Regions from separate parts of the Homo sapiens genome. Here region 1 is linked to region 2. Evidence: chromatin loops called from intact Hi-C (ENCODE). Cell type or tissue: OCI-LY7. All regions are shown on one strand. Each heading gives the region's core, and the rest is flanking DNA. Links, peaks and the distances in the headings are about the cores only.

Evidence for each region. A loop is a pair of places that touch in the nucleus more often than their neighbours do. Peaks named below come from ENCODE experiments on the same cell type or tissue, not always from the same donor. Only the 100,000 strongest peaks of a DNase experiment are listed, where the experiment ranks them.
Region 1: it touches region 2 in a loop (4-fold over the local background); 10 of 110 quality-filtered maps call a loop at or near these places.

The regions. Positions count from the first base shown.
Region 1 is chr11:26,268,949-26,285,847 of GRCh38, forward strand. ANO3-AS1 (ANO3 antisense RNA 1) reads right to left here. Exons shown (of 3, transcript NR_132968.1): 3 at 16,637-16,899. It also overlaps a transcript of ANO3 not described here. Among named protein-coding and RNA genes, the nearest start is that of ANO3-AS1, 11 kb to the right of the region's middle. RefSeq lists an enhancer at 15,814-15,873. In OCI-LY7, for the core only: CTCF peaks have their summits at 8,081 (motif pointing left), 8,312 and 9,599 (motif pointing right); a DNase peak (open chromatin) is centred at 8,053.
Region 2 is chr11:26,131,777-26,148,675 of GRCh38, forward strand. No RefSeq gene overlaps it. Among named protein-coding and RNA genes, the nearest start is that of ANO3-AS1, 150 kb to the right of the region's middle. In OCI-LY7, for the core only: CTCF peaks have their summits at 2,486, 3,376 (motif pointing left) and 3,577; DNase peaks (open chromatin) are centred at 2,475 and 3,395; H3K4me3 peaks cover 285 bases; H3K27ac peaks cover 606 bases.

The DNA of each region.
Region 1 (16,899 bases), core at 3,932-11,931, 140 kb after region 2:
CTTTCCCTAAAACTCACAGACTCAGAGTCTTAGGGGAGGTTCCCTCAACTCAGAAACATTGAGTTATTGAGGAATCTGGTTTCTGGCCATAACCTATTTGTGATCCCCCAGGCCCAACCAGAGGCAATTGCAGGAGGCTATGCCTTACAAGATTCACCAGGAAACGGCTCTCCACAAACAAGACTCAGTGCACAGCCAATAATACACTTCAGGACTCAGCTCCCTCCACCCTCCATACTGGCCAAGCTTTTACACATAATCTGCATTTCCAGAACAGGCAGCTCTACTCAGTGGCCTCTTTATCAGGGGCCTTTGGCACTCACCTCTCAGGCAGGACTTCCTTAGGCACCTCTGCCAAAGTCTCCTTATTGGAGGGTGTGGGAAGGGGAGACGTGGAAGGCACGTTTTCTTCACTCTTAGTGCCTAGTAGTTTTCTGCCGCTAGCTTCTCCCCCTCTTACTTTTCCTATCTCTCTTGGGGCTCTCTCAGCAGTGAGGTAACGCCCAGATCTGTGCCGGTCCAGCTGGTCCTAGACTAGCGTTACTCCATGGGGGAAAATATGGAATGGGGGAGCCAGTGCTTCCTCCAGTTCAGCCTGTTGCTTATCCTTTGACAGTAAGTGGTTAAAGACTTGACTGATTCCTTCATTTGGACCTGCTGTCTTAATTGGCTTCTCTAGCACCTGGCAGCTCAGTGCTCTGGCTCTCTCAGTCATCATCCGGTGCTGCACTGCAGCACACCTTGGGAGGTGTGATCCTAAGGAGTCACGGAGTCTGGAGTCAGATGACTGGATTCACATTCACGCTCTGCTACCTTTTCGGGTTTGACAGTTATGAGCTAAATTGTGCCCCACATCCACCCTGCCAAAAAATTCACATATTGAAATCCGAAATCCCCAGTACCTCTCAATGTGACCATATTTGAAGATAGGGTCTTTAAGGGGTAATTAAAAGGAGGTAATTAGCATAGGCCCTAATCAAACATGACTGATATCCTTATAAGAAGAGATCAGAACACAAACACACACAGAGAACAGATCATGTGAAGACACAGGGAGAAGACAGCCATCTAGAAACCAAGGAGAGAGGCCTCAGAAGAACCCAAATTATCAGCATGCTGATCTTGCCAAAGAATGATAGGCAGTTCAAGTATATTGTAAATATTTTTAAGATGTTCAGCTTTCATTTTTCTTTTGAATTTGGAAATATATTACCTACTTCTCTTCCATGATTAGGAACCCTGTTCTAGACCCTCTCCACTACGTACACTGGAATATTAATCTTTTATCAGATCATTCACTTTTGCCAAATGATTTAACAACTCCTAAATGTCCTGAAGATAATATTTAAACTTCTTGATTGGGGATGGGGGAGGGTGGTAGAAACAATCTACTAAAATTACTCTATTGAAAAAATCTAACTGAATCACCTACTATTAGCCAGCCCAAATCTTCTACTTTAGTTACAGTGATAAACTCTTTTCTCCTGGAATCTATGATACTTTCACATTTTGCTTGTGTACATACTTTTATTCTACGATCAAAATCTCTCTCTTTTTACATTTAAGCACTTCCTCATTCTTCAGTGCTTATGTTTAGGAGGTATTTTCTTAACATTCTCACTCCTATCAATCTCAAAGCACCAGGAAATAGGAGCTCAGAAATTAGGTCTTTTAGAAATATATTACGAATTCATTTATTCACTCAATGATTATTGGGAATTCTCTGTTGGCTAAGAATAAGCTACATCTGAATAAAGGAAATGAGAAAAATACAGACCTTCTCTCCAAAAGTTTATAATCTATTGGGGTAGGCAGCTACACTACAATCTGCTGAATATTCTCCTTGACATATGAAAAGGATGCTTTGTAAACATAGGGAGCATATGCAAACGAAGATGGTCAGAGCAGACTTAGGGTATTTGAGCTGAATCATGAAAAATATAGCATCAGCTGGAGGATAAAAGAAAAGAAGTCTCTGGGAAAGACATGTTCAGGACACTCCTATTAATTCAACACAGCTGGAGTATGTACTGAAGAGAGTGGTAGAAGGTAGGAGGGAGGAAGGGACAAAAGAAAAGCTTGGACAGTTGGACAGGGACCAGATCTTGGAGGGATGAATATATCAAGCTAAGGGCCTAGATTTAATTTTGTTAGTGACAAGATTGCCCTTCTGAAAAGATAATTCTAAAAGAGTGACAGATCGTTTTCAAGAGAATGAGAATGTAGAAAGAGCAACAATTTAAGATGCTGTTTTAGTGATTCCAGTAAGAAATGTGTTGCGTAAGTAGAATTCACATATGCTGGGATGAGACCAACAGGTGGCATTTTTTCTACTTCCTATCTAGTTTGAAACAGATACATCTTATGGGAGGTAAACTTGCCCCTGCTGGCACATGGCTGAAAGCCACAGATGGAGTCCTGACATGGGGCACAGAATGTGTGTATATGTCTAAATATCCTCTACTGGAAGAAAATCATAGCCAAAAAGATATTATTAAATATTCAGGAGTGTCAATTACATAAAAGAAAATATGATTTTATGAATATTATCCAGGACAACATCTATTTAACTGTGATGCTTTAGTATTTGTATTTATTTCTTTTATTTAAGCTCTTTCTACACATTTTATCACCCTTCATTGTCTTATTGTCCTGTTTTTATTTCTTGTATAATTAATAATTTAGAGGTATAATGTCACTACTTAAAAATTTAGTTGATTTTTATAAACACTATAAACTTAAGATTATTTTATAATGCTGCTTTAAGACTTTGCTGTCCAATTTTATCGTGTTTTTCTTCTAAAATTATTTAAGGGTAAATATTCTTTCCGCCTAGCACAGTAATTTGTATATCTGAGAATTTCTAGGCAATATACTCTGACTTGGGTATTTCATTAAGTATGCTCAATACTTAATATTATGCAATACTTAAATGTGAACATGCTTCCAAGGTGCTGGATAAATGAATTAGAAAGGGCTAGCAGCAATGTTTAGTATTGAGCATATACTCTGATTTAGGTATTTATATCTTTTAATCCTTATAAAACTCCATAGCCAGTTCCTGCTGCTAGTGTGGTGAGATCAAGTGTTTTGAGTATCTATTGAAAATGCCATGTGATGCTAATCGTCTCCCGGTGAGCGGTTCCTCTCTCCAGTAAATGGTTTATCAGTAAAAACTGATCCCCCACAGTTCTTGCATCGCTTTCATCATATTTACTGCAATACCATAAACCTTGAATAACACATGGGATCCATGGGAAGTGCCACGGCGATGCTAGAAGAGCACCGAGAAGCAGAGAAAAGTCATGATATTACAAGAAAAAGTTGAATTGCTTGATACGTACCATAGATTGATGTCTGCAACTGCCTGCCATTTCGAAACAAATGAATCCAGCATAAGGACCATTGTTTTAATAAAATGAAAAGGAAATTTGTGAATTTGTCCCCAGCAGGCATGACAACTTTGCATTTTTTGTGAAATACCTTTTTAAACTTGTAAGTGCAGCCTTTACGTGACTGCAGATACGGTATAAGAAAGACATACCTATAGACTCTAATATGATTCCAGAAAGAAATGAAGTCATTTTATGACAATTTAAAGTAAAAGGGAGGTGAACCATCTGAAGTGACAAATTTAATGCCAGCAAAGAATGGTGTGATGATTGTAGAAGATTTGGCTTCAAAAATGTCAAGATCAGGAGAAGCAGCTTCTGCCAACTAAGAGACAGCAGACAGGATCCCAGATGCCATTAAGAAAATAATTGAGGAGAAAGGATATCTATCTGCCTGCACAGGTTCTTAATACAGATGAAAGTGTCCTATTAAGATGCACAAAGGACATTTATTAATAAGGAAGATAAACAAATACCAGGTTATAAAGCAGCAAAGGATAGGGTAACTCTGCTTTGTATAAATCTAGCCTGGTTTGTGATCAGGACTGCCCTTCTCTGCCCTTATCTGCTACCTAAATCAGGGTACATGCTCGATACTTAACATTGCTGCTAGCTCCTTCTAATTCATTTATCAAGCACCTTGGAAGCATGTTCATATTTAAGTATTGCATAATATTAAGTATTGAGCGTACTTAATGAAATACCTATAAATATAAAGCTGCTAACTCCAGTGTCTGAAGGGAAAATAATAAGCACCAGCTGCCAGTCTTTTCGTTGTATGACAAGAAGGCCTGGACAATAAGAACCCTTTTTTTGGATTGGTTCCATCAATGCTTTTTTCTTAAAATCAGGAAGTACCTTTTCAGTAAGGGATTGCCTTTTAAAGTTTTTTTTTTTTTTTTTTTATATTGGACAATGCCCTGACCAGCCAGAGCCCCCATGAGTTCAGCACCGAAGGCATCCAAGTGGTCTATTTGCCCCCATACACAATGTTTCTATTTCAGCCTCTGGATCAGGGGATCATAAGGACCTTTAAGGCTCATTACACATGTAATTTTATGGAAAGAATTGTCAATGCCATGAAAGAGAATTGAGAGAGAGAAAATATCGTGGAAGTCTGGAAGGATTACACTATTGAGCTGTCATTGTTGTTACAGGACAAGCTGTGAAAACCATCAAGCCTCAAACAATAAATTTCTGCTAAAGAAAACTGAGCATGGATGTTTTGCATGCCTTCACAGGATTTACGACAGAGCAACCCAAAGAAATCATGAAAGAGATTGTGGATATGGCACACACACACACACACACACACACACACACACACACACACAAATTCTGTCGGGGGAAGGTAAAGGATTTCAAGATGTGAATCTTGGAGAAATTCAAAAACAAATAGACATCACACGAGAGGAGTTAACCGAAGATGACTTGATGGAGATGACTGCTTCCAAACCAGTGCCAGATCATGAGGAAGAAGACATGGAGGAAGCAGTGTCAGAAAACAAATTGACATCTAGAAGGATGTAGATTGAAGGAAAGCAAATCATATATACTATATAAAACCTACTAATTCATGATGTTGAGCTTCACATAAGCTGTGATCATGTTACTTTCAGTATTCTCCACATCACTGGCAAAATGATTAGCCATCATGAGAACAGACTGTTGGGACAGAAACCATCCGGGACATGGCACAAAGGGAAGAAAAAAATAGACAGTGGATGCTTCAATTGAAAAGAGGCAGAGAGTGAAAATCTCTTCTGCTCACATTTTACTGCCCTGTTTAAGTTCTTTGGTCAAACTTGACGTCAACAGATCTGAGGTGTGTAAGGAGGATAAGTGAATATTTTTTAACAATATACAAATATAAAACATACAAACAATATACAAATATACAAAAATATTTACCAATATACAAATAATATAAATTTTAACAATATACAAATAAACAATATACAATATTAACAATACAATCTGCTCTATCTACCACCTGCTTGTGAATGGTTCATAATATTTCATCATATAAATGCATCATAACTTATGTGTGTATGTTTATGTTGTCCCTAATTTTTCAGTAATACAAATAATTCTAGAATACAGCAGCTACCCACTCGTGTTGGCTACATAATGTGAATGAAAAAAAACCTTTGTTGTTGAAATCCATTGGAACTTTAGAGTCATATGTTATTACCACAGCATAACTTTGCCTCATGTGACACTGAGAAAGTAAATCCTTGGTACTGACATGGTGATATTATGAACATGCTAGTTTCCCAAACTTTGAACATAAAGCAATTAATTCATAAATCTAAAATGGCTACATACAAATGACACATAATGCCATCTGTTGGTTACTTTGTTATACTTTTGCTTTAGGTTAGGACATCCTTTTGCACTTTGGAACTATGAAACTTCAAATAAAGTAAGCAGAGATACTTCAGTGATATACCATTTTTAATTTTTTTAAAGATTTTTTAATTTATACCTACTCTTCTTCAACTATCAATTTATCTGTATGGATATGAAAGGAAACACAACAAAGCATGAGCATGGTTAGGAAGGAGAAATGTAGGGGAAGAGAAGAAGGAAACCATTTTTATCTTAAACAAATATATATTAATTTTTTATTTATAAAATACTAATTTCATTACTCAAAAAATTTAAAAGGTTACCTCAAAATGCTATAATTTATCTTTAACTCTATCAATATGGTCATTGATTTCAGAGGAATTTTCTGTAAATTCTTTGATTTTAAGGGTCATGCTGCTATAAAGCTTTTGTGTTTTTATTGCTTTATTCACATATTTGTGGGGCTGACCAGCGTTATATTTAGAAGAAATGGAATCTGGATTTGTTCTTAAGCTGACATATTTAGATTCATGCTGCTAAAATGAAATACAATTTACTGAAAAATGTTTTCTTACTCAATAGGAATGGCCAAATCCACTAAAAAGAAGAGAAAATAAAGACATATTTCATTTTTATGCTACAGTATTTCATGGCTACACTCTCACTAGAGTGAAATATGATTCTTTAGAGAAATCTAAAAAAATCTACAATAATGTTTCTAGGATTTTTATTCACTTTCTGTTTGGTAGCCATGAGGTGCCTGACCTTCTTTTGACTAAATGCTGAAGCCCATAGTTTATAAAATCCTACAAACACATCTGTAATTCAAAGCAATCCATTAAAATGGATATTTCCCCCAAATGGAAAAACCATGAGGAGGTCCTCATCCCTCCTTTGAGGATGGAGGCAGGAGTTAATGCTGTTTTCTAAAGTCATACTGTAGGTCAGAGGTTAGCTTTTCACCTGCGTAACTCTGGAGGTCAGATCTCAGGACATAGGGTGAATGTTCTAGTGCAGCAGATTTCAAGGTGGTGTTGAAGTGCTTTCTGGCATCTAGTCCAATAACCAAGGACTAATATACAGTGAGAGAATTAACACAAGAAACCACATCAATGTTTGAAGATTTTCCTTTCTTGTCTCCTTTTTAGCTAAAGAACTTTAATTAAATAATCTTGCTTTTAATTCTCGTTTGGTTGCTTTCTAAATATGTGACTTTAAATGAGTCACTTAACCTCTCTGAAGCTGTATTCACTGTCATTTGTTCAAGGGAATAACACTATCATCTTCACTGGTTTGGGGAAGATTAAAATACAGTAATATACACAAAATGTGTACTAGAGTTAGCGGCCAAATATGGGTGTTCTGCACAAGGGAGGCCTTGCTTGCTTGATGAAAGTATGTGCATTTGCATATCAGCAAACAGTTAACCCTTGGCTGCACTTTGGAGCCTGGCCCAAGTTTCATGTCCATTCCTGACCCATTTTTCATATCGGTATCCCAAAAGATACCATACTTATTTGTCCTCAAATATCGTTGCATATGAGAAGAGTCACCTAAGACTCTTGTGAAAAATGCAGATACCTAAACTCTACCTTAAAAATTCTGATTAGGAAGATCTGGGAAAGAACTCAGGAATTAAAATTTTAGCAACCATCCCCAGGTGAGTCTGAATCAGGGCCCATCAGACCCCATTCGAGAAACTCTGGCTTCATTTGTATAGGCAAATTTGATATTTGTATAACTCTTTGCTCTTTCCAAGAAACACCAACACTTTAAGTGAAATGAGGCTAACTGCATACAGGCTGTCTTAGGATGGTCATGCTGGTGTTCAAATAGGGATCCGTTTCTAAACAAATAAACTTCCATAAAATGGATATTCCCTAAGGAGTTATACTTCAGCAGATTAGCCATGATTCTCAGTTAAAACAGCATCACCCACTTTGTTCTATTTCTGTTAGGAATACACTAGGTTAGACCACGCTTTCAAAGGCCAATTCAATGCGTTTGAAATATGCTCCTATCTCTTTCACATAAAAATAAAATTGGTTAACCTTACTCCTACCTCCCTCTAAAGGTCATCTCCATCAAAATGATATCCTTCACCTCTCTGGTTTTCATTACTTTTGGGCTTTGATGGGTATAATTGGTCAGCGTGACTTCAAAGAGACTCAAATGATATTTCACCTCTGTCACTTGAGAGACTGACCTCTCCTTTTGCAGTAATGGGCTCTTTGTAACCTCCTCTGAGGTCACCTTAGTTGCTTAAATGTGGTCTAATTTCAAGCAGTTGTGTGGTATCTAATCACAGCACGCGGTAAGCTTGCCCTCTAGTGGCTGCCATTCATATTGCACTGCAGGAATTTGGTTCTACCTTCATTTACTTGGGGGCAGGGGTAATTTAAGTCAGAAATAAATCCATCCATATAAAAAAGTAGATATCTCTCTATTTCACAAAATATCCTTCATGTGATTTTTTTCTTAGTAACTATTTTTGATGAATTTAAATGAATAACATTTTAATAAAAATAAGCAGTTGTAAGTAATGCATTGTGTGTGTGTTTAGTGAAAGGCTAAACATTATATTTCTCATTATATAAATAGAAGAGAAAACAATTTGGAAGGAAAAGATAGAATTGCCCACGCTACATTGAAACTTTAGCATAGATGGATCATGATATATATTAAAGAATTTCTTTTGATTCCCAGGATGTCTGAATTCTCATATTGTCATCTTACCTCCCTATTAAGAATCCTTAAGTGGATCCTAATGGCAATAAGTTAATGTATAAATCCTTAACACAGTGTAAATAAAACTTTCACAATTTGTCTCTCAAAATCTTTTTGACTTTTGCTGCTCCTTCATTTTGAATCCTGAGATTCTAGCCAAATTGAACTGCGCTAACCTAGAGAAGTCATATCTTTTCATAACTACATGCTTTCACATAGGCTGTTCCTTCTGCTTGAAATGCCTTTTTTTCCTTTTTCTTTCTTTTCTCTTTAGGAGACTTGTCCAAATAGATAATAATTTTTTCTTGGCTTAATATCATCTTTCTGTAAAACTTTCCAGATTATTTCTTTTTCCTACTTGTACCTTGAACTTCATACTACATCATCTCTGGACTGTGAGTTTTGGACAATCTTCTTAAAGTGTGTTAGTTTGCCTGTGATCAAAAAAATACCCAGTAAAGATATCTTTATGAATAAAAGATGGGTTTAATATATAAAGAAGATGTATTGCATTTCCAAGCATGAATTGGTGGACAAACACTGAGCTTAATTCAATATATGGTTTTCCTTGTAAGACATTTTGGTGGTGTCTGCTATTTTCACAGCCCAGCATCCACTCTCCATCATTTTAGTATTGACTATTGATCCTATCAGTCTAGTAACGACCCCCAGATTCTCTTTCTCTGCTTCTGTGTGTGCCCGTGTGCTTCCGGTGCTATTTATTTCACTCAATTCTGCTGTCATTACTGACACACCGTTTAGATCTGGCTAATCAGAGCATCATATTCTTCTGGCATTGGCAATTAACTCTAGGATGAACAACATGAAGACCCTTGCTCATTTTCCTTGGAAAGAGGCTCACACTTTTCCACCCACCTATTAATCTTGAAAATTGTGAGGAATGGGACTGCTACTTGCTACCCTATTAAACCAGTATTAGGATAATGGATCAGACAGGCAGACAAATTAGGGTTTTAGTGGTGTTGAGAATACAAAGTAATGACTCATTACAGAATATTTTGGAATGTGATCCAATTAAGACTGGGTTTTTTAAATTTTTTATGGAGTGCAGAGTCACATGTATCCCTCAGACTTTACTGTTTACTGTTTATTGTCACTCACGTAGGCTCAAGCTGGGAGCCACCAATAGATGGCTCTCTAGAGATGGCACAAATCATGACCAATTTGAACCTCAGATGTACTAATTTTGACACATTACATTTTGCACTGGTGTTTCAAAATTCTACAGTGGATAAAACTTCAAATACAAACAGTACTAGATTTCCTAAGTTTCAGGTTAATATACTCTATTATTTGTCTTTCCTCTATCACCTTCCCACCTCTCTATTGGTGTTCTCTGCACATCTTAAGCACATTATTTGTATTTGAAATTTTGTCTCAGTCTTCTTCTGAGGGAAACTAAACTAGACTTAATGTCTGTGTGTGTGCATGTGTGTGTGGGTATGTGTGTTGTATATTGGGATTTGTATACTACGATTCTTTTATAATAGAAGTTGCTATGTAGACATCTTTACCTTTCTACCTTTATGCTCCAGTACTTACAGATCACCCTACATAGCCTTCAATGGAGAGGTCAGGGAAGTTCCAGTGTCCTGAAAAGAGGCAATTTTGTATGCAAGATAGATTGAATGTGAGGAGACTAGAAGCAAGAAAGAATATCTGGTGACCACTCCAATAATCCAGGAGAGAGAAAATGAATGTATCTTCCCTAGAGTCTGTGAAGCTTTTTTCTTATGGGTCCCTATCTCAACTAGTTCCCTTCAAGTTTTCAAAGATCAGGTCTGGAAACAGAGAAATTGAACATGCTTCACAATTTTACCTAAGTTAGATTTATTATTTTATAATATTAGAAATAATATTCCAACACAAATAGTGCACAAAAATAGATTCCTTAACAGATTTCTGCCTCTTTGAATTGCTTTGCTATTGTTGTTTTCAAGTCCATGAAGTGAAAGTTTGTCCTATGGATACATAATTGTAAAGAACTTTGCAAATCATGTATATGAAAAAGATTTCATATGCAGAATAAAGAATTCCTACAATTCAACAACAAAAAGACAAACAACCCTATTAAAATGGGCAAAGGATTTGAATAGATATTTCTGCAAAGAAGAGTACAAATAGTCAAGAAGCACATGGACAGATATTTAACATCACTTGTCTTTTTGCACATTTCTGTGAGCTCTGTTTCAAGTCAAATCAAGATAGCCTTGCAAGTAGGGTCTTCAGGGACTTGCAAGTGGGGTCTCCCAGGGAACCAGAAAACTGGATAAATAGTGACAACTGGGAGTGAGGCTTTAAAGGGGCCCCAATCTCATTCTGTGTCCATCCGGCAACTTCAAGACTCCTTATTTCCACTGTGATTGTAGGCTGTTTTATTTTAAGATTACTACAGACCTAAACAGAATAGGATGGGAGTAGAATAAGTCAAAATACCCAATACTTGCTCTTATTAATGAATTAAGCCATTTTTCTTCAATAACTCTCCCTGGATTAGTGTAAATCTTTGGTTCATTTCCAGATTTCTCGAAAAGAAATGACACTGATGATGCTTGTGAGTTTTCTCACTGCTTTAATGAAAAAGAGTTTTCAGGGGTTCTTATGCTACCATTTTTGATGATGATCTTCTCCAATTGTTAACTCTTTCACAACCATAGTAAAATTTCAAAACCAGGACAATGGCATCGGTACAATATGTGTGTATAGTTCATGTCATTTTACCACATGTGCAGAGTTGTGCAACTACTACTTAATTCAAGATAAAGGATTATTACATCACTACAAAGAGTTGTCTTGTGTCACCTCTTTTTATTATCACATCTACCCCGCTAGCCTTCACCATTCCTAAATCCTAGTGTATTAAGGTTCTCTAGCAGGACAGAACTAATAGGATAGATGTATATGTAAAGGGGAGTTTTTTAAGGCATATTGACTCACATGATCACAAGGTGAGATCCCACAGTAGGCCATCTACAAGCTGAAGAGCGAGGAAGCCAGTCCGAGTCCCAAAGCTGAAGAACTTGGAGTCCGATATTCAAGGGCAGGAAGCATCTAGCACAGGGGAAACATGTAGGCAGGAACACTAAACAAGTCTAGTCTTCTCACGTTCTTCTGCCTGCTTTTATTCTGGCCACACTGGCAGCTGATTTGATGGTTCCCACCCAGATTGGCGGGTGAGGGCTCTGCCTTTCCCAGTCCACTGACTCAAATGTTAATCTCCTTTGGCAACACCCTCACAGACACACCCAGGAAAATACGTTGCATCCTTCAATCCAATCAAGTTGACAATATTTACCATCACGCCCAATAAGCATGAATTTGTTCTAAAATCAGTCACCTGTTAAAGAGTTCCCTGTCTCCCAGGAATGGTGCCACCTTAGTATTCCTGCTATACTTGGTTCTTGACAGGGAGAAGCCATAAGGCCTCTGCACAAAAGCAGTAATAGATTTTATAGCACAGCAATTGGGAAGCTGGACATACATGCTCCTGGGAGCCAGAGATCTGACAGGCTCATTCTCAGGGCTGCCAAAATCAGTAAGAACATGAATAATATCTGTCTCTATCATTGTTTTATCCCCTGCATTGGCACACAGATGTGCCAATACTGTACTAGATACCAAACACCATTAAAAGTGCTTTTCATATAGTGTCTCACTTAATTCTTGTTATAACCCTGTGAAATAATTAACATTAATATCTTTACTTTGCAGATGAAGAAATAAAGATATAGAAAGGCTAAGTAATTTGTCCAAGATCATACAGATCATAAATGACAGTCATATTGGCTTCAGAATGTGTAGTATTAATATATATAATCCTATAGTTGGCACACAATTTCTGTTCCAGAAATGAATGACTGAATGAATGAAGAGGAAATAACCATTTCCTAATCATATTCACGTTTGAAAGAGCATTTCCAAACCACTCTGAACTCCTCATGAGCATAGAAAAATTATGACTAAAATAATGAGATAGGCCTAGAGGGACCCTACTCCTAAATTTTTATTAGCTAAGAACCTGTCCAAACTCCACCTCAGATGACTTGAGGGAGAGGTTCTTCTTCACACTTAAACTAAAATTAACAAAAAGACTCTTCTCATCTGAGTTAATTATGCAAAATAAATTTTGACCCCACCCTAGGAATTTCTATTTGTGGAAGTAGGAGTCAGCAAAACATTTTTATTCTTATTTGTACACTCTAACAGGTACAGGTGCAATTAAATAAAAATATTTTGTCAGGAAAGCATGAAATATTTATGTTTATTTAAAGATTAATATAAAATTCTAAAGCCTAAGACCTTGGTTATATGCTGATAAGTTCCTGAAAGTACTGCTTGAAGAGACATATCTTTGCCCATTGTCCTTCTGCAACTATGGCAAGTTAAGTTTGAAGACATTCAGGCAAATGTCTTCAAGAAGCTCCTCATCTCTTTTGGAATATTTTTGCCCCAACCCAGCACATGTGCATATGAAGACATGCAGTTCGTCTATACAACCATGTGGATTAGTCATAATTAAGATCCTCCCAGGCCAAAGCAAAAACATGAAAACCATTACTTTGCACCGACACACTGTTTATTCTTGGAATACTAGCAGCAGGGACCTATGAAGCAGTGTTTGGGGTTACATTATTTGGGTTGTCAATAGAGCTTGTTTTTCCTAAATTTTACTTATACCATTAGCCTGCTTCGGAGGGTGTTAGACAAAAATTTCTGAAACTCATTGTTTTTAGTTGAAAATGTAGTTGATGATGCTGTTCATATCATGGAGTGTTTTCCGCATCAGCTACCAAAGAAAAGCATATATCTAAAGTCCAGAAATAAATCTGAACTGGGCTTTGCATAAACAAACAGGTTTTCATTTTTTTTGTTTTTTTTTTTGTAATAGATTATCTGATTCATGTGTCTGAATTTATCTCTTATTGTTGGTTGTTAGGAAACTCAGACATAAACTTTTATGAACTTCTAATAAAATTAGATGAAGTCATAGCCTGCATTCTGCATATTAATTTAACTTTTAGATTGCTGTTTTTCCAATATTTTCTTTTATTCCACTTCTTCTCGGCTTTGGAAAATATTGCTATGTGTATTTACTCCTTCCTGTAAAAGATAAGATTTTTTTAATTAAGAAATTGAATTTGAATCCACTACTGTTGGAATTGTGTAGGCCATTTTGTGTCATTTTTAAAAAGCTCATCTACATGACTAAAAAGAAAACAAAAACAAGACTATATCTCCAGTGTATCCAGTTGAAAACAATACTTAGTCTGTATCATCTTACCAAGCATCAGGGAAGATTCAGGTTTCATGAAGCCTCAGTAGTCTTAAATTTGGGGAAATTTTTGAATAAAAAGAATACAAAAGTATAAATAGAAAATTAGAAAGTGAATGACGAAATAAAAGAAATTATATATTTGTCAATGGCCATAAAACCCACAAACATCATTCACAAAATCCAGAAAGATAACATGAGGTATGTGTCTTTAGTAACTGCCTATCACAATTCTATAATTATTTTTCTTACATTTAGACTACATATTCCTTGAGTCTTTATTTGAATGCATTTTAATAATATTTTCTACAGAAAAAAATTGAAAAACAAATCATTGCTTCATCTAAAATGGTTGATGAACTATTTTACATTATAATTTTTAAATTTTTGTTTTGCTTCATAACTTATTAGTATTGCCATATACATTTTTCAGATTACTGTCAAATATGGAAAGTCTTCTTTCAATTTCCTTTCTTATACAAGGTATATGATGTCATTGCATGTCACATTTTTTCGTGTAGGAGCTACTCTCTAATCCTCTTTGAATGAATGTCACATTCACCAATCTGTTAGCATAACCATATCTTACCAAAATAAACAAATAAATAAATATATATATATATATATATATATATATATATATATATATATATAGCGAGCATTTTTTCTGTTCTTAGAAGGTCCAGGGGAAACGAGTAACTCTGGGCTTTGGGTTTATTTGCTTCACTGCAAATCTGCTCTCCAAGCCTGAGAAGACAAACCACACTATTGGTTAATTATGTAAAACATTCAACAATCAGTACAACATGAAAAGTAGTTCATAATCACGACCAGAACTGAGAACTAATAGAGCACATACTTTGCTGGAAAGAGAAAAGGATTATCACTTAGTGAGATTTCTCACTTAGTAAGTACCTACTCAGGCAAATGTGTGCCCAGTAATTTTATAAAAATGAATCAATCTATTTATCTATTCAATAGAGACTTTAAAACACCAACTTTCCAGGGTACTAGAAATCTAATGGTTAACAAGACAGACTTGATGCCTTAAATTCTAATGGAGGAGACAGATAATAAGCCACCAAACATATAACTGCAAATTGTAACGAATGCCCTGATGGGAACCAATGGGATGCTATGAAAAGGAAAACTGAGAGGTGGGAGACCAAATTTAGATAGAGAAAACTGTAAAGGTTATTTAAGCTGATACCTGCAAGATGCACCAGAACAAGACACATGAAAAATGAGAAAAGCAGTTAGGAGTCCTGAGACTTGCAGTATTTGACCCATGTGGGGGAACTGTGCTGGGGCGGGTGTGTAGGTGGGTGGTATGGCGGGAGGAGGGAAGCACAGGCAGCTCCCAGATAACTGCAGGCCTTGGAGGACAGGGCCAGAAGTGCTCTAAGTGCAGTGGGAAGCAATTGAAGGGTTGGACCCGAGGCTGACATGACACAGCTTTCATTCAGTCTACTGCATGCACCATGAAGCTAATGAAAACAAGAGAAGGAAGCAGAGGGCAGCTTGGACCTATCCTAATAATACAGGCAAGAGGTGATGGTGGTTTGGGCCAGATGATTAAGTGCCGATATGGAGTGGAGTGGCATAGAATAAAACACGAATTCCTAATGGGTTGAACGGGAAGCAAAGTAAGGGAGAAAGAGGATTCTAATTTGATTCCTGCATGCTGCACACTTTTATCGATGTGGAGATCAACTGGAAGTGGGGAATAGATTTTGTTTAATCCTTACAGCAACTCTGTGAGGTGAGTGTTTTTGTACTCATTATATGTATATGAAATCAGAGAATGAGAGAGCTTTTAACTTCCCGCGGGTCTCTCAATTCAGAAGTGGAAGAATCTAAATCAATAGTTTCTTGGATTTATTGCTTTAAGAAATGCATATTTTGGGCTGGGCGCGGTGGCTCACTCCTGTAATCCCAGCAATTTGGGAGGCCGAGGCTGGCGGATCAAGAGGTCAGGAGATCCAGACCATCCTGGCTAACACGGTGAAACCCCGTCTCTACTAAAAAAAAAATACAAAAAAAATTAGCCGGGCGTGCTGGCGGGCGCCTGTAGTCCCAGCTACTCCGGAGGCTGAGGCAGAAGATGACGTGAACCTGGGAGGCGGAGCCTGCAGTGAGCCGAGATCGCCCCACTGCACCCCAGCCTGGGCGACAGAGCGAGACTCCGTCTCAAAAGAAAAGAAAAAGATGCATATTTTGAATACTCATCTTTCTTCCTTTAAGTTTGTGGATATTTGGCATAGGTGATCTCTAAATATACTTGAATCAAGCCTGCCAATTTGGAACTATTTTGTTAAAACCGCCTTTACTTCAGAATTTCCACTAGGGGGAGCTACCACTATGTGGTTTATTTACTGTGTACAATTTTTTTTTTTAATTATGGTAAGGTTAGTATTTACTGGTCACCCACAAACTTAATCTTAATAAAGTTCACTTTGTTATCTTTTAGAAAATAGTAATGCATATTTTGTAAAAGAGCCTGAAGTCTTAACCAAGAACTTTAGGAGTAAGAAAATATAGGAAGATAAAGAAACTCATAATTTGCATAATGGCAACAAAGCATCTAAATTAAACTGTGATGGAAAAAGAATCTAAAAATAAAGCAAGACATGTTGTATGAAATTTGAAAGATGTCATTGTTATTAAGATTTATAAAATTATTTTGGTTTGTCTTATTTGTTGTGCATTCTTATTCTTATTTTAAATGAATATTTAATACATATTTAAGAACAATTAAAGATTACCTTATAAACATGGTCCGTGAATCTCTGTTTCTTATAAAGGAATACATTATGGGAGACAAATATTTTCACCCATGGGGAGTTTTAGGAGCACGTGGAGTCTTACGGGATAAGTATATTCATTTAATAAATAACACAAAATAAGCATAATCATAATGTCAACAACAACAGTAATAATAGCAACCAACTGGGCACCACTTGCTGTGCTAATCACTCAACATCTAGAATCGTATGTAATCATTCCAATTATATTCGAAGTGTTGGTTTCAGATACAATGATGGGGCTGACCTGGGTGTCCCTTCCCTTTGTCATATGCTGACTCATGAAATGCATTAGGACAGAAGCAGCATTGCAGCAGTTTTCCATTCATGC
Region 2 (16,899 bases), core at 166-8,165:
ACCAAGCATGTATGCTCTGTCTCTCTCTCTCTCTCTCTCTCTCTCTCTCCCCCTCTCTCGATACATATGCAAATGTAACGATATTCTAGAAAATTAGGAATGTGGTTCATGAAATAATTTTGTAGACAATTTAATCCTTTGTGAATTATTTAAGGAAGTTGTGTACTTAATACTTTGTGGAGTACTCAATAAGGCTTCAGGATGAGTATGTTTTCATCCTTACCAAATTTTTTCATCTTATCAAATTTCATCAAACGTTTTCATCTTATCAAATTTCTGTTTTTTAACAGGAATTGTACTAGGTCCTAATGTAAAGCATAAATCAATGACTAGCCCTACCCATATAACACTTTCTGGAAAGCACATCACATTTGTCATCGTTTGTCTAGCACCTATATTCCCCACTGTTTATTATTAAGCTGGAGTACTAAAGTCAAGTCTTTCTCTCTTTTCTCTATATATGTATTACACAGTGCATTTCACAAATAGTTACTCACTATCAGTAGCATGAATAAGTCTTCTCTCTGCACCTCTCCTGAGAGAATTTTGCACAATTTCTCAGCCTCAGAAGATACTCAACAAATACTTTGGGTTTGTAATTAATATACTGTAAATACTTTGGAACTTGAAGTTTATCAAGCACAGAAGTTTTCATTCTTCCTCAATTTTTCATTGATGAGCATTTGCTTTCAAGTCAAATTTTAAACATGATGTATAAGTAATTTCATGGATAACATAGACAACTACCTTGCTGCATGGTGTGGTTGAGTCAGAGTCAGTACGTAAGAATGACCAGCCTGGTGGTTGAGAGACTTCTTGAAGGTGCATGTAGCATGGGTCTAGTTCCTATGAAAGACCTGCTGGACAAGAAAGGAACTTTCTGGTAGGTGCAGAAAACCCTTAGCTAGCCTTTAACGGCCGTTAAGAGGACTCCCATTTGCTATTCTGTTGGCAGCCAGGCCTAAAACAGCACACTGAAACCAGGAAGAGAAGTCTGTTTCTCTTGCTATGTCTTTGCAGCTCCTCCATTGCCCTCTTGGCAAAGCTAAACATCAAGTCATCATGTATAAAAGGAATGTTTACAAGGTCCACATATAATATTACAAGACAAGGCAAAGGAGTGTGGATTTGTACTTGAGAGCCAGTATAGTCACAACTGGTACAGGACATATTTTGACAGACAGAAATCTCACTTCCAGTGTCAGTGAGGAAACCTATGAGCAAAGCAAACATCTTTACCTTCCCAACTAGTCATGTTTGACAGTGCTTCTATCAATGCTTTTATATTATGTGTGCAATTGTGGTTTTGAATGATTATCTAGTAACCTTGATATTTATGCTCTAAAATCTTTCCCTGTCTGTACTAATAAAATATTCTGGTCCTTTGTTGTCAGTAAATGAATTTGGATTCGCTGCAGTGACATGGACCACACTGTGTTTTCCATTAAAAAATGGGAAGGTGGAAGCTCTTTGTTTTTTTCATCTGTCTTGGATGACTCTCACCATAGTTCAATAACTCTTTAGGTGATGGATATATGAGATGCTATGTTGTAGAGTCTATTCTTTAATTTGCAGCCCTCAATTATATCCGAATTTCCAATGCCATCATTCACATGACTTCTTCCCCTCATGCTCCTCTAAATATAAGGCAAAAAGTTATCTTGCATTTGTACCTGGAATGCCACACTCTTCTGAATTTTCTGAACTACAGAATGGAGAAAATCAGAATTATCAAGAAAGATTATAAGAGACTCAAGAACAAGTGACACATTAAACCTATTCTTATATTCCCCATTGTGCCAAACATAATACTGGTAACTGTGCAGACACCCAGCTAATTCTGGCAATGAGGAATTCTTCCATAAGCTTATGTTGAGTCAATTAACATTATAATCATTTTTATGAATTATTTACTACATAACAACTTGTACCCTGAAACTCCAACACAGATTGATAAAATTCTGGTTTTCCATGTCATAAAAAAGATACATTTAATTATCTGATTAATATGTTGTATTGCCTGGAACACCACGTTAAAAAAGGATTCCAAAGCCATTTTTGGCCTTAGAAGCAAAGAGAATTGGGAGAGGTTAATGATGTCATCAATGGACATAGGGAAAGGATATGCGTTACTTGTGCATCAGTTATTTCACATCAATTCACTTCAGTTTTATACAAGGCAAAGAATGTTTCTGAACAGACTATCATCTAATTAAAATTATATATTAAATTTTAATATATTTCCAGAATGCACTGTTGGCATCCATGTTAAGGCCCTGATTTTTTATATGAATGAAAAAGAACATTGATCTAAATCAACCAAAATTAAAACAAATCAAATGAACATGCAAACTGGCTAGAGTTACAGAACATTCTTTATTATACCCCATTTGACATGTGTTCACCACATATTATTTTCAAATCTTGACAATATGGCAGAACAAATACAAACTAAGGTTATATCTCCCCATAGTGGGCATACAGAGTTAACAATGAAAACACTTAATTTACATGGCAAAGAGCTTGACATTTGAAAATCTTCTGTCTGCATGAATTGATCTTATCAATATTTAAGTATTCCACCACCAATGGCTGGTAAAGAGTATTGATTGTGGAGTCAAGAAGACAGTTCAAACGTCAGTTTTACTGTTTCTTAATAATATGATCTTTAGCACATTAATTAGCTTTTCTCAACTTCAATTTTCTCTTGTGTAAAACATAGATAATGAGAACGTAGCAAATTGGGAAATGGTGAGGATTAAAGGAATTAATATGTGTGTGTGTGTACATATATATTCCCTTTGTACTAAAAAAAATTAGGTTCCTTGATTATTGCATGCGTACTCCCAATGCAATCTACATGAATAACCTGATTGTTCTCTCTCTGCATTTTAGGCATGCGGTTTTTTTTGTTTGTTGGTTTGTTTTGTTTTGCCAGGAAGCCTTTGTACTATGTTTGTTGCCTGGTCCAATTCTTTTTGCTCTTGGTGCTCAAACATTTCTTCCTCCAGGAAAGACTCCCATTACTCTTGGGCTTATCAATGTATTCCCTCTCTGCTATCCCCTAGCATGCTGCACCTACTTCTATTTACTCATTAGTTGCTAATGTGTCTTTTCTAGCACTCGTCAAACCATGTGTAGTGATGCACATCTTAATGTAATTTGCATCTCATGTCCTCAGTGCCAACTACAGGGACTGCTTTTTTTTTTTTACACATACTACCTCTAATATTGTTTCCAATTGTACTTAAAAATGTATATATATATACACACAGATGAAGTCATTGAATTCTGTTCCAATAAGAGATAAGAGGAGGTGGAATACATGCAACCTGGAATCTAAGCCCTGGATTATCTTTGCTTCTGCTCCTTTACTGCCATCTTCTGACACGATCTGTGTTTGCTGCTGGGATCATTTGTCACTTCTCTGAAGCTCTTCTCTTTGTGCGCTATCTAGGCAGCACCAAGGAATTTGAGCCAAGGCTACTAAAGCTGTTGTTGAAGAAGATATGTTTTACTTTTTTTTTTTTTTTACCTTTTTTAAAATTATACTTTAAGTTCTAGGGTACATGTGCACAACATGCAGTTTTGTTACATAGCATTAGGAGACATACCTAATGCAAATGACGAGTTAACGGGTGCAGCACACCAACATGGCACAGGTATGCTTTACTTTCATCTGAAATTCAGTGCTTCCTCTGATTCGTTTTCCTGGTGGGAAAGGCTAGGCAATTATCAAAATCTGTTCTAGGAATATTGCATCAGAATCAAAGCTATTAAAATAAAAATATAGCACATTGTTCAACGCAAAAATAAAAATATAGCACATTATTCAACGTAGTTGTTTACTTGCTGATTATTTTTAAGATGTTGTCTTAAGAGTCAAGAGGCACAGATTACAGTCAAATGTGAACGTGAAAAAGTCACTAGGTCTCATTTATAAAATGATAAGATTGAGAGTGATTGTCTTTGATGTCTTTTAGAGGCATCAACCTTTTTGCTTCTTTTTAGTTTATGGGCAAGTTCATTCTCACTCCCCTAGTCTAGTGCATATGCCAAAATTTTACCTTATAAAAATACACATTGATGTCAAAACATGTCCATGTGACTAATCTCACACATAATTTTAACTATCATGTGAAATATTCAGGGAAGATATTGCCTTTTATATTTTATAGTTGAGAAGACTTGCACATGGATTGAAGGCTAAAAGCAAAATCTGGCTACAAGCCTGTGTTCTTCCTCCTTTCGACAAAATTATTTTTGTGCACTGTGACTATTTCAAAACTATACAAAGATAAACTTGTCTATAAAATCATAGAACATGAGTATATATAAGAAAAGATATGAGTCTACTGCAAAACAAAAGATTGTAAAGCATTTTTAAATTAAAAATGATTTTTGAGAGGAATCTGTATTTAAATTACTTTCAATCTTATCTCTCTGTAAAGGAAGAAAACAGTAGTTAGGTTTCCTAAAAGTACAATACCCAGAAAATGTGATATAAGCCATCTGATTCTGAACTATAAATTTCTGATATAGAAATTAAATTATTTACAAATATCCAATTTAACCAATTAAAACTGAGGTAATAAATGAACAATAGAACATTGTATATAATATCAGTCATTGTACTTTCATAGCACAAATGATTCATTGGTTTTCCTTACAGACATTTAAATATTTTAAACAGAGATACCAGAAAAATCTCTATTGGAATGTTTGGTTAAAAAAAAAAAGAAGGGTGCATAACCTCTACATAAAAATATTTAGTCAGGTTAAGTTGAAACGATTTTTATTCTGTTTTGTTTCAACCCTAGAGTTGCTTTACTGTGTAGGGTCTAATTAACATAATTTATTTCTGGTTGATTAAAGACAATAAATGGTCTTTAAGTTACTAGTAACTGTATTATGTGTAAGCCCTCCCTATCTAGTGTGATTGGTTGTAAATATGAGAGCTAGGATGAAGGTATAATTATCACATATCATATATCTAAATTTTTATTAAAAGTAAATCCCTTCTCCCATTATTGTTAATTTTATAATTAAAATATAGATATTTTACAAGATACTTCAAGTTTTAGAGATACATACTATTAAAGTTCGTATTGCTATATAGCAAATCAGCCCAAAATGTAATGACTAAATCAAACAAAAATAGTGTCATTATTACCTTTTATTTCTCTAGAGGTTGACTGGGCTCAGCCAAGAAGTTCTAATTAAAGGTCTCCCATGTGGTGGCAGGCAGAGGCGACTGAGCTTAGGGTGTGCTTCAGGTCTTCTTCACTTGCTTGCCTGGTGACTGACCTTGGTTAGCACCTGAGACCTAAAGTTGTGGCAGCCAGAACACCTACACATGTAGCCTCACCTTCCTCACAGCATGGTAGCTGAGTTTAAAGAGAACACCTTCCAAGAAATAAAAAAATGTAAGCTGTCACATTCTTACGCCCTGGGCCTGTAAACTGTCCTTGTGCCACATATCAATTTCACCATATTCTATTGTTCAATCAGAGAGTTTATCTTCAAGGGAAGCAGACACAGATACTACCTTCCAAAGGAACAAATGTCAATTAATTTGGTGACGGTTTTGAAACTGTCAGAGTTGTTGTTTCTCTGGTCACAGATTATTCACATATCAACTCCATGCAAACAACACTCATTTACTTCCAATGACCCCTTTCCCAAAGTAGCATCTCTTTATGAAATTATAGTCAAGGTCAAGTGCTGGATATTGTCTTCTATTTCAGGTCCACATCCAGATGAACTTTGGGAATATGTTTCCTACAATAGCAATTTTTGAGTGCAGTTTTTTTTTTCAATATAAAGAACTCAGAACTAAAGAGACAAGTTATTTTTTCCCCCACAATTAACATGCAATGTTTAGGAAGGCATAGAATAACTGACGTTTAATAAAGGGGGAAACAGTTTCACACGGCAGTCACAGCAGTCACTCATCCTTAGAAATTTTTTGAAATATTGCTGAGTATAAGTTTTCAATCTCTTGATGAAGAGTCAGTCCTAGTGCCTGAGAATGATTTTGCAATGTTTTGGGCTCTACCCTCTTGGCTGTTGGCTCTGTCCTCTGATTCACCCTTCCTTTTTAATAAAAAATTACTGGTGTTTGCTGCTAGGTAGTCTCCTTGTTCAGCTTTCTTCCTGTAGCAGATCAAGGGGGCAAAGGTTTCTTTTCATTTTTATTATTGTCTCTGGACTTTTAGTACAAGCTGGTAGTACATCTACCAGAAACTAAAAACAGAAAAAAAATTACTTTTAAAATTTTGTAAGATTTCTATGAATTTAATTTGGGCTGCTGAATTAGACAAAAGCCACAACCACTAATCTTTTTTTTTTTCTTTTTTTTTTAGATTAGTCCTTTCTTACCTTGGGTTATCTTTGAAGCTGATGTGGAACCATATCCCAATGATTATTAGAAGTTTTATTATTTAACAGAGTGAATCCGTGTGGCATGTCCTTAAGACCTTAGAGGATCCTTGACAATCTAAATGGTCCTATGGGTAGTTGCATAAAATATTTCCGATGTCTTTTAAAAAAATGTAATTGTCTAACCTTGAAGTTAATCTATAACCTTAAGCCGTTGTGCTCTCAGGAGATACTGGGAATGAGAAAGTTTAATTTTTATACCCAGCAAATCCTGGCTTCATTTTATTTAACAGCTAATTCTTTAGCTTATCTTTGTCTTCTCACATTTTATTACATACAGTACAGGGATGTGAAGTAGTGCTTGCAGTATTCTGTCTAGAAATCTCTATATCACCAAGTCCATTGGGAACATTTCCTATTTTCCACATTACTTCATAAGACAGTGTTGCCAAATTTCTGCCATTACATAACAAATATCCCTTATCCTCTAGCTTTATTTTTCCTCCCTTTAAGCTCTCACTAACGACTTCCTCAAGGTCACTGAGGTTTTCAGTATTATTTTTCCTGATGCTTTTTAGGTTTTTCTACTCTCCTTGAGGCTCTTCCTCCATCAGTCCGCCACCTGGTCCCAAAGCCAATACCACGTATTTTAGGTGGTTTTTGTAGTATAAAATTCTAGGTACTGAAATCTAGTTGAGTTATCATTTGCTGAAGAACAAGTCACCCCAAATACTAGTGAAATTACAAAAAAAAATTTATTTTCTATGGTTTTGGGGGATGACTGGAATAAACTAGGTAGTTTTAGATAAATATCTTTCATGTGGCTGCTTTCAGATGGTGATTGGGACTAGGTTTATTTTGAAGACTTACTTGTGTAGAGGTTGATGCTGACCGATGGCTAGAACTTTGTCTGAGGTTGTTCTCTGGAATCTGCATATATATATATATATGAATCCATGGTGTGGGGAAACCCAGACCCTATCCATACATCATATATATGTATAGATTTTTAATGAGTTAAAACTTTAAAATAAACAGTTTTGTGGAGAATGTAAATAAAAAGGTCATTTGAATGTGAATCACTGTATGCTTATAAAATCTTTCTATAGTCCAATTAAAGTTGAATTAAAATAAAAATTTTAAATGTGTACCCAAGGATCCAGATGTTGAACTTCTACTCATCTCTCAAGAGATGACTCTTGAGAAGAATACTTCAAGTACACAAAGATGTTGTAAAATTACAAGAGAGCACAAATAATATTTTTAGTGATGGTTATCTCAGAGGAGGGCATAAGAAGAGTCAGGGTATAATAGAAAACTCTAGCCATTCGCCATAGTCATCTTTCCCTTCTTTGGGCACATGGCTCGATTCCTATACTCTACGGCAAATAGGTGCTTAGTTATTTTGAGCATAAAAGATTCATAATACAATACTTCTAAACTTGATCCATAGAAATTTCATGAAATTATTCCTGATTCCCAGGCTAGATGAATATCATATTCTTCCTCTGTGCTGACTCAGTGCTAATAGTGCTAATCTCACTCTCACTGTATTTAAATTGCTTTTTATACCCTCTATATCTTCCACAAATAACCTGAGAGACAAATTAACTCCTCAACAAGTATTTGCTGGATATAAACATTAATGTGACAAATCACATGAAATGATTTGGTTTATTTGTTCTGTGTACTTTAAAGTGCCTTGCAAATTCATGATTTAATCTTTCTCTTAATGACAATAAATATATCTTAGGAGAATAAGACATCTTAGAAATTATTTCTATATGTTACAAAAATAGGAAGACAAAAAGAAAAATGGAACACAAGGGAAAGAAGAGATCTCTCTAAATGGAAATTTATAATAGTAATGTCACGTCATAAATAAAGATAGTAGAAGGGAAATTTTCTAATTGACAAGGTAGAGTAAAATACTCATGGCTTGTACATCAGGCAGGATAACTAGTAGTTTATCATCCTCCTGACTTGCTAAGATATAAGGAAATCATAGAACATCACAAATTAACGCTGTTTTCTTCTATTTTGTAATGAAGATAGAAATGCCTATGTTCTCAGAAGATTGCAGAGAGAAGAGAAAGGCAGGGATATCAAGCAGAATTGGCAAGGTCTCTTTCCAAAGAAAAGTGAATAATCAATAGCATCTACATCTATAGTGGTAGTAAGAATCTAAAGACCCTAAAAGTCAGCTTTGTGAGAAAGAAAGTTCTTTGCTTGGTGGACAACTCAAACCTTCCTTTATGCATTATCTGTGTTCTTTTTGACCTTATTTGGCTACCACAGTTTTCTCTTGAATTGCACCATTGGCAAGGAAACACATTTTTTAAAATCCTAAAGAATTCACTGGGTTCCAGAGTCCTTCTTGACCCCATTGTCTGGCACAAACCCCAAAGTCTGCTCTGTAAACAGGGTATCAATGATTCTGGCTGCTATAATGAGCACCATATCTCCCTCTTGGTTTAGAGACATGAGTAACTCATATGACCATGACTGTCTCCTGATGGACACAGTACTACTTTGGGCACATAGGCTTCAAATTCACTGAGCCCAAGATCATGGAAACAAGAATCAAAAATTCCTTAAGTGAATATTAGGTGAAATAGTGATAGGGTCTCCATTCCACTTCTTGATTCTTGAAAGTGTACTATAGTTATAAGGAAGGTTGCATGATATGTTATCCATATCATATTAGACATCATCCCAATCTCACTGGGTGTTTTCTCTTAGCTGGTACTCTAGCTGAGCCTTAAGCAGGCCATCACACATGTCTCTCAAGTCAAGTCCTTCAAGACAATAGGGATGAAGTGATATTGTCACTGTGATTTCAAGTCTTCAATCAACATATTATATATCAGGTAATACATTTAACTTGATCTTGTTTATCCTTTCTACTTACATCCTTAAAATTCATTCACATAACATTTTTCTTCAGAATCATTCCGATTTAAAATGATTAAATTCCCAATATTTTGGGGAATTTATGGCATTGACTGTTGGTTTAGACCTTATATTTCTGGTCCGGTTTATACTGGTATCTAACTCTCATTATGGGCTGAAAGGACATTGTAGGAGTACGTCCTTGCTAGCAAAAAAGTTTATAGGGAGTTGGAAATTCAAAATTCTAAGCCTTGTAGGTCCTAATCAAATGTCCTCATTTCCTGAATCAGGATCTCATTCCATCCTACTAGTATCATTACTTCAGCACAGGGGTCAACAAATTTCCTCTGTAAAGGGCCAAATAATAAAAATTATCAGTTTTTCAGGCTTATGTTCTTTATTATAACTGCTCAACTCTGCCATTAGAAAGTAACCATTGGTAATAGGCAAATTAATATGAATAAAATTATTTTACAAAAACTTCCTTTACAAAAGCTGGTGATGGGACAGATTTAGGCAGTTTGAAGTTTGCCTACTTCTACTTTAGTCTATCAAGCGTGGCAGGCTGGGCACTTAACTGGTGGTACAGTTAAAAACTTATCTTCAAGTCATGGGATTGATTTTCAGTCATATATACTACTGAAGTTAAATCACTTTTAAACATTGCTAGAGAGGTCCTCCAATTTTCCTTTTGTGCTTTTGGTTAGGCATTGAATTTTTTGTGTGTGTGTGTATATACGCTCTAGTTTCGTCAGAAATTACAGTACTTGCATCAATTGTTTTCAATTATCATCATTAAGCTGAATTATTATGTGTGCTATAGATAGTTCATTCCTCAAAAGCTTGTCCTCCACTTGAATTGCATTCAGGGCTGGCTATACAATTTCTGGGGCACAGTGCACAGTAAAAATGTAAGCCCTGGTTCAAAAAGTTGGAAAAAAAAAAACTTTCCATGGTTTCTTATTCAATTGCCATAGATTTTGTTTTTGTTTTGTTTTGTTTTGTTTTGCTATTAACTATCATATTTGCTCAGGCTTGAACAACAGCACTGTTAGTGAAGTCATAGCCAGAAGATGAGGATGAGGTGAGTAGTCAGCCATTTTCACGTGTTCGATAGTTAACAAGTTTGGATTCAAGTGATGTTATGTGAATCATCTGTTTTTATGCTTTGAATTTTACATATACACTATGTAACATAGAAAGAGTGGTGTTGAAGAAAGAATGCTAAGTAAATACAAAAAGTGGACCCCCATCCCAAATGCACCACTTTGGGCAAGAAATCTACTCTCTGTGGAGCTCAATTTTTGCATTTGTAAAGTAAATAGCCTGAACTAAGTGACTTCAGGGTTCTTTCGATACTTAATGTACATAGTTTTATAAAATAAAGTAATAGAAGGAAAACTTAAATCACAGGTTATGAACTTCAGATTGCAAAGATGAACAGATGGAATGAGGATAAAATAGACAATTTTAATGACAAAACTTTATGACAAGCCTCAGATAAATTTACCTGGCAGAATCGATCTATATAAAAATCAATCTATACTTGTGGAAAGAAAAGTGAGAAAAATTGAACACCAAGGAATTCATGATATATCACAATCATTTTTTGACTACAAGGACATCAATTTTCTGTAATTGCTTATACAAGTCACTGACAGATGCTTAATGTATTAAAAATTCATAAATTTTTCCAAACCACATTTTATTTTTTGACTGCAGACTTTTTGATGCGTTTAACAGGGGCCTTCAATGGATATAAAGAGGACTTCTGTTTTGTTTTGTTTTAATTTTTATTTATTTATTTTTTGCTTTATTTGAAGGTTTTTCAAAGAAAGGTAGAAAACCTGCATTGGAAGAGTGAAGCAGTTCATATATTACTTTGAACAGAAACAGAAGGGAAATGGGAAAAAATTTAGAAAATAAAGGAAAGAATGTCCTTTCCATTAAGAATTTTCTGAAAGGTTGTTGTTTTCTAAAACAGTAAAGGAGGCCAAGATCCTTCAAGAGGAAGCAGGAATGCAGTGTTCTTCAAAATTATCTAGCCAGCAGTCTGGAGCTTCCCTGGTTTTCAGGCTTGCTAAATTCCATAGAGGTTCAGTTTTTTCCTTGAGTCTGTGAAACGCTTCAACATTCTTGAAACAAAAAACTTCTTATTTTTAATAATAAAAATATTGTGTTAAATTCTGTGTTTTGTTTTTTGTTTGTATGTTTGGTTGCTATAATTAGATGAATTACAAAAATGAGACCTAAGAAAAAAGCATTAATGCCTACCAGAAGATTTGTCTTGAGTATCTCCGTGGGGATAGAAACTGTAGACATTTGGATTTCAGTTCAATATAAAAAAGAACTTTCTTTTACTCAGAATATTACAAAGATGGGCTGAACTGCTTCAAAAAGCAGGTGACAAAACATGAACTGGGTGACCATATCATAATGAAGTTGCAATTATAGAGTGGATGCAGCTAATGTTATTGGATTATATTATATATGCTTCTTTTGTTGTTTAAGATACACTGAAGAGAAATAAATTTGCATTTATATGGTAAAGAGGTCAGTTTATGAGCATTGCCAAATAACAAACTTACTGTTTAAAAGGAGAAAAGTTATGGATACAAAAGGCCCTTTCATCCATCACTATATATACAGCTTTAACAATTCAGGAACTAGCAAAAAATTCTGTAATAATGTCATTATAACTTTGCTGGGTCATGAACTTAATGCACCAAAAGAGGCTGTTTGAGAATAAGCCTTGCTTATCTCATACCATTGATATGCACTGAACTTTCTTTTTCTGCATGCAGTAGTTTTCTTTATGTGTCTGAGAGTTTCATTGTTTTTTTTTCAGCTAGACTTTACAGCCATTTAAGGAAGAGTGTATGTTTTAATGATTGAAGGAATTTAAAATCCATTAGTGTCTCTGAAATTATTTCTCCTTAGTATCAAGAGATAATTCTTTTTTGATGATACTCCAAGAAAAATTAGAGCAACAGTTTTGGGTAAAGTTCAGATTATACACCATCAAGCAAAGGGCAAAAAACATGAGATGAGGTGGTGAAAGGAAATGAGTGTTGTCCTAAAGTAAATAAAGGAAATTCAGCTGTGTTTGAACCTGGCTTTCACACTGCATACCTGCATAACTGCAAAAAAGCAACTTCATCTCTCAGAGCCACCATTTCCTTACATGCACAATTAGGATAATTTCACAACTAGAGCTGTTGTGAAATTTATAGCAAATATTTGAGAAAACTATGAATATTACTATTTGCTTATAATTTGAAAATACAAATTATAAACAAATACTAGTTACTTTAGTTAATTTAATAGTCATATCAAACCTATAAGTAACACAGGAACTTCAGAGAGCTGGTGATTCAGTGTGAAATATGCTCACAATCTTGTCCTATCTTTCAGAATGTAGAAGAAATTGCTATTAAATCACATGGGCCACTACTGGTTGTAGACATATTTGTTTACTGAAGTCACTATTTTTATCCTGGAGTATTTGATTAGCTGTCTTAATCACAGACAGTTCAAAGGAAGAAAATCAAATATTTGAACCATAGGGAGAGTTGCCGAGAAACATCAACGCTTCCAGGTGAATAAAGTGGTTATTAGGGTCTAAATGAAATAGTTCAGAACCTCCTCCCACCATCACTCTCTACATGCCTACTCCTAATATGTTTTGGAGTCTGGGGGTGTTTGCATTTCTTCTTTCAACTCAGGGATCTACTGGACCTCTCACTCAGGGTCGACTGCCTCTCATATTGCCTTCACCTGTTCAACCGTTCATAGTTTTCAGTCTTCTCTCAGTAATCCTTTCTCATCTGGTATTTCACAAAATGTTTTGTTCTGTTTTGTTATTTCCACTTTGATCATCTCATTTGTTTGAGATTCTCTTTGCAAATCTCCTGGGACTTTTTGTTTTGCCCTATCCCTTTCTTTTTCAGCTTGTATTACTGTTCTGGACATGAGTGCAAAACAAAACACAATAAAGGTTTCAAATAATAACTCACTGAAAATGTTGACATCAGTAATGTAAATTGCCTCTGTTTTCCCCAATGACAGGTTTCCATCCAGAATCAACAAACCCTCCAAGTTAGAGTAAATTTTTCCTTGTGCTTTAGTTTCTATATATGAAATAAGCCTATAATTCTGAAAGGCATTACTGCTTATGAGAGGTGGAAAAGAATTTTTGCAAATCTCATTTTAACATGTGATGATGGCAATTTAGGAGTACCTACTTTTTAGCCCATTGTTGGTTAATATCTTTCGTAGAAGAGATGACAATTTCTCCTCATTAGGTGCCTTTGCTAGGCTAAGATCAACAATAATTAGCATATTTTGTCAGCTACTTGGAAAATTTCCAAGTCATTAGCAAAATTATGTGAAATAATCTCCAGGCTAAGATGATCAGACTAGAAGCAGATAGGCATAGTAAAAAGCTTGCTAAACACAATGAAAATGAAGAGATTATGTTTCTGGAAAGAAAGTTCATATGGACATCTGTTTATTTCCACTTAATCAGTTCAACAACTTGAATTTGGGCCTAAGAAAATAATTTTTTGTATATTTGATTTTGTCTTTGTTTTCTAATTATGAGATCTTTTCTTTTCTTTTTTTTATTATTATTATACTTTAAGTTTTAGGGTACATGCACACAACGTGCAGGTTTGTTACATATGTATACATGTGCCATGTTGGGGTGTGCTGCACCCATTAACTGATCATTAGCATTAGGTATGTCTCCTAATGCTCTCCGTCCCCTCTTCCCCCACTCCACAACAGTCCCCGGGTACACTGTTGGTGGGACTGTAAACTAGTTCAACCATTGTGGTGTGGCGATTCCTCAGGGATCTAGAACTAGAAATACCATTTGACCCAGCCATCCCATTACTGGGTATATACCCAAAGGATTATAAATCATGCTGCTATAAAGACACATGCACACGTATGCTTGTTGCAGCACTATTCACAATAGCAAAGACTTGGAACCAACCCAAACGTCCAACAATGATAGACTGGATTAAGAGATCATTTGTTTTAACTTTGATTATATGAGGTGATGAATGTCTCCTCAGGTTCCCTAATTCTTTACCTTTCACAGGTTAGCCATGCTTAGAGATCTCAGTATGGACTGATTTAGTTTTAACTGTTTTAACACTTTTAATGACTATTATATCTCAAAAGTTAATACTTTTGGCTGGGCGTGGTGGCTTACGCCTGTAATCCCAGCACCTTGGGAGGCCTAGGCGAGTGAACCACCTGAGGTCAGGAGTTTGAGACCAGCCTGGCCAGCATGGTGAGACCCATCTCTACTAAAAACACAAAAAATTACCTGGGTCTGGTGGGCACCTTTAATGCCAGCTACTTGGGAGGCTGAGGCAGGAGAATCACTTGAAACTGGGAGGCGGAGATTGCGATGAGCCAAGATCGTGCCACTACACTACAGCCTGGGCAACAGAGGAGATTCCGTCTCAAAAAAAAAATTTTATACCTTCTGCACCTTTAAATACTTCAGAAGAGCAACAACATATAGGACTGGCTATGAAAGAGTATAATATTGATTTAAATTTTTGAAGACAAAATTATGAAAAAAAATTGATATTAACCTACAAATGGCAAAGCTACCAACCACCTGATAATATGTCTGTCTCAAATTCAATAGAATTTAAAATCTATTAATTGTCTTAATTTCCTACTTCATTCTATATCATCACTTGCTGTTCTCACGATTCATTTTTCCTATCAGAAGTGAATGTGAAGTTTGATAATAGTAAGACATGTGTACTCCTTAATTTAATAAATGTGATGTGTACTCCTTAATTTAATGAATATATACAATTCACTTTTTATATGCTAGGCACATAAATTATATAGCATAACTTGCCTTTCTTTTTCAAACTGTTTCAGCTAGTATAGGACATTAAAATTGCCAATAAATTTTATAGTTTATCAATGTATTTTTAAAAATCCTGTCAGAATTTTGATTGAGGTCAAGTTGAGTCTATAATAACTTAGGAGAAAATTTACATCTTATTAATGTTGAATCTTTCAATTCATGGGCCTGGTATGTCTAAGTACTTTTCTTCACTATCATATAGACATACTAAACATAGTAAAAGTACTTGTTAGCTCTATAAGCTTCCATTTTTTTATTCCCTAGGATTTTTCTTTACATGGAAAAACATGTTATCTGCAAACAGAAACACTTTGTTTCTTCCTTTTTGAAAGACCATGTCATCTGAAAAGAGAAACTTTTATTACTTCCTATGTAAACTTTACGGTTCTTGCATTAATTTATTAGCTAGGATGTCCAGTGAAAGGTTGAATAGGGTTGGTGAGACTTTCTTGCCTTGTTCTAGATCTTGGAACAAGAACACTCAGCCTTTCACCATGAGTTATAATGCTACCTGTAAGTTTTCCTTGGATGCCCTTTTTAGATTGAGTTTCTTTCTATTCTTAATTAGTTAAGAATTTTTATTATCAGCCCCTGAACTGGAACCAAGCGACGAAAAGCAGAAAAAGAAAGTGAGTTAGGGATTGTGGAACTAAAACCTATTTCTTTGTGATTGCAGTAACTATAGTTTCTATACAAATCTTAAATAATCTGGTTGAACTAGAAATTTCAAGCTATTATTTCCCTGTTTAAAATCCTTCATCCATGTATCATCTTCTATAGGATGAAATCTAGTTCACTTTGAATGATGCTTATGGCCCTCAGTACTACAGCCTAGGCCTTCAGCTGCATCTCATTTCTCTTGATTCTCCTGAATGCATTTCTGCACTCTTGCTGTTTGAGCTATGTGCATTTTTAAAAACATACTATAGCTGTCAACTCTATTTTGTAACTGCCATTTATTCTGTCTGGAATGCCTTTTTAGTTAGCACTATGGGGAAAACTTCTACTCCCTTAATTTGAAACATTTCTATGAACCAGTCCCAAATCTTCCAAACCTTATTGTAAACATTTTTTTTTCAGTGCACGATGAAGCAGAATATTTCCCTGACCCCTTTGCAGGACTTACGACAGGCGTGCCTCATGTACTCAGCCCACCACTCTCAATTCCTCGTGGGAGGGAACGTTGGTTGCCCATTCTGAGACAGAGGGAAATAGGCATCCCTAATTTTCTTTCCCTCTTTCAGTGAAAACTCAGGGTGTAAGCAGAAAGAAAATAGGCATCTCCCTTTTCTCTTCCATCATTTTATTCCTGAGTCCCAGCAACCTTAGATGGATGCCACCCATGGGTGCTATTGTGGCCTGCACCTGTGAAGCAGGGAGGGCCTAGAAAATAGGAGTTACCTGCATTCACATACGCCTCCATCCCCCCTACTGCTGGCCACCTTTGGGTTCCTTAGGGCCTTACCTATGCCATGGAGCATGACTTCCTTCCATGAAGGGGGGGCTTAATCAGCAAGAATTAGTCCTGCCCATTTACACTTTGCTCAGTGTCTGGCTTTGGATCCCTCGGGTCTCATTTTCCCTTCCTGGGCTTCAACCAAAGTTTACAATTAGTTTGGAAAAAAAGGTGTCTCAGAGGGTGCATGGATTAATTTAGATTAAGTCCCAGACGGGCCTTGCCAAATTTGCAGTTATTAGCCAGTGGGGTCACTCCTTTGTTGTTT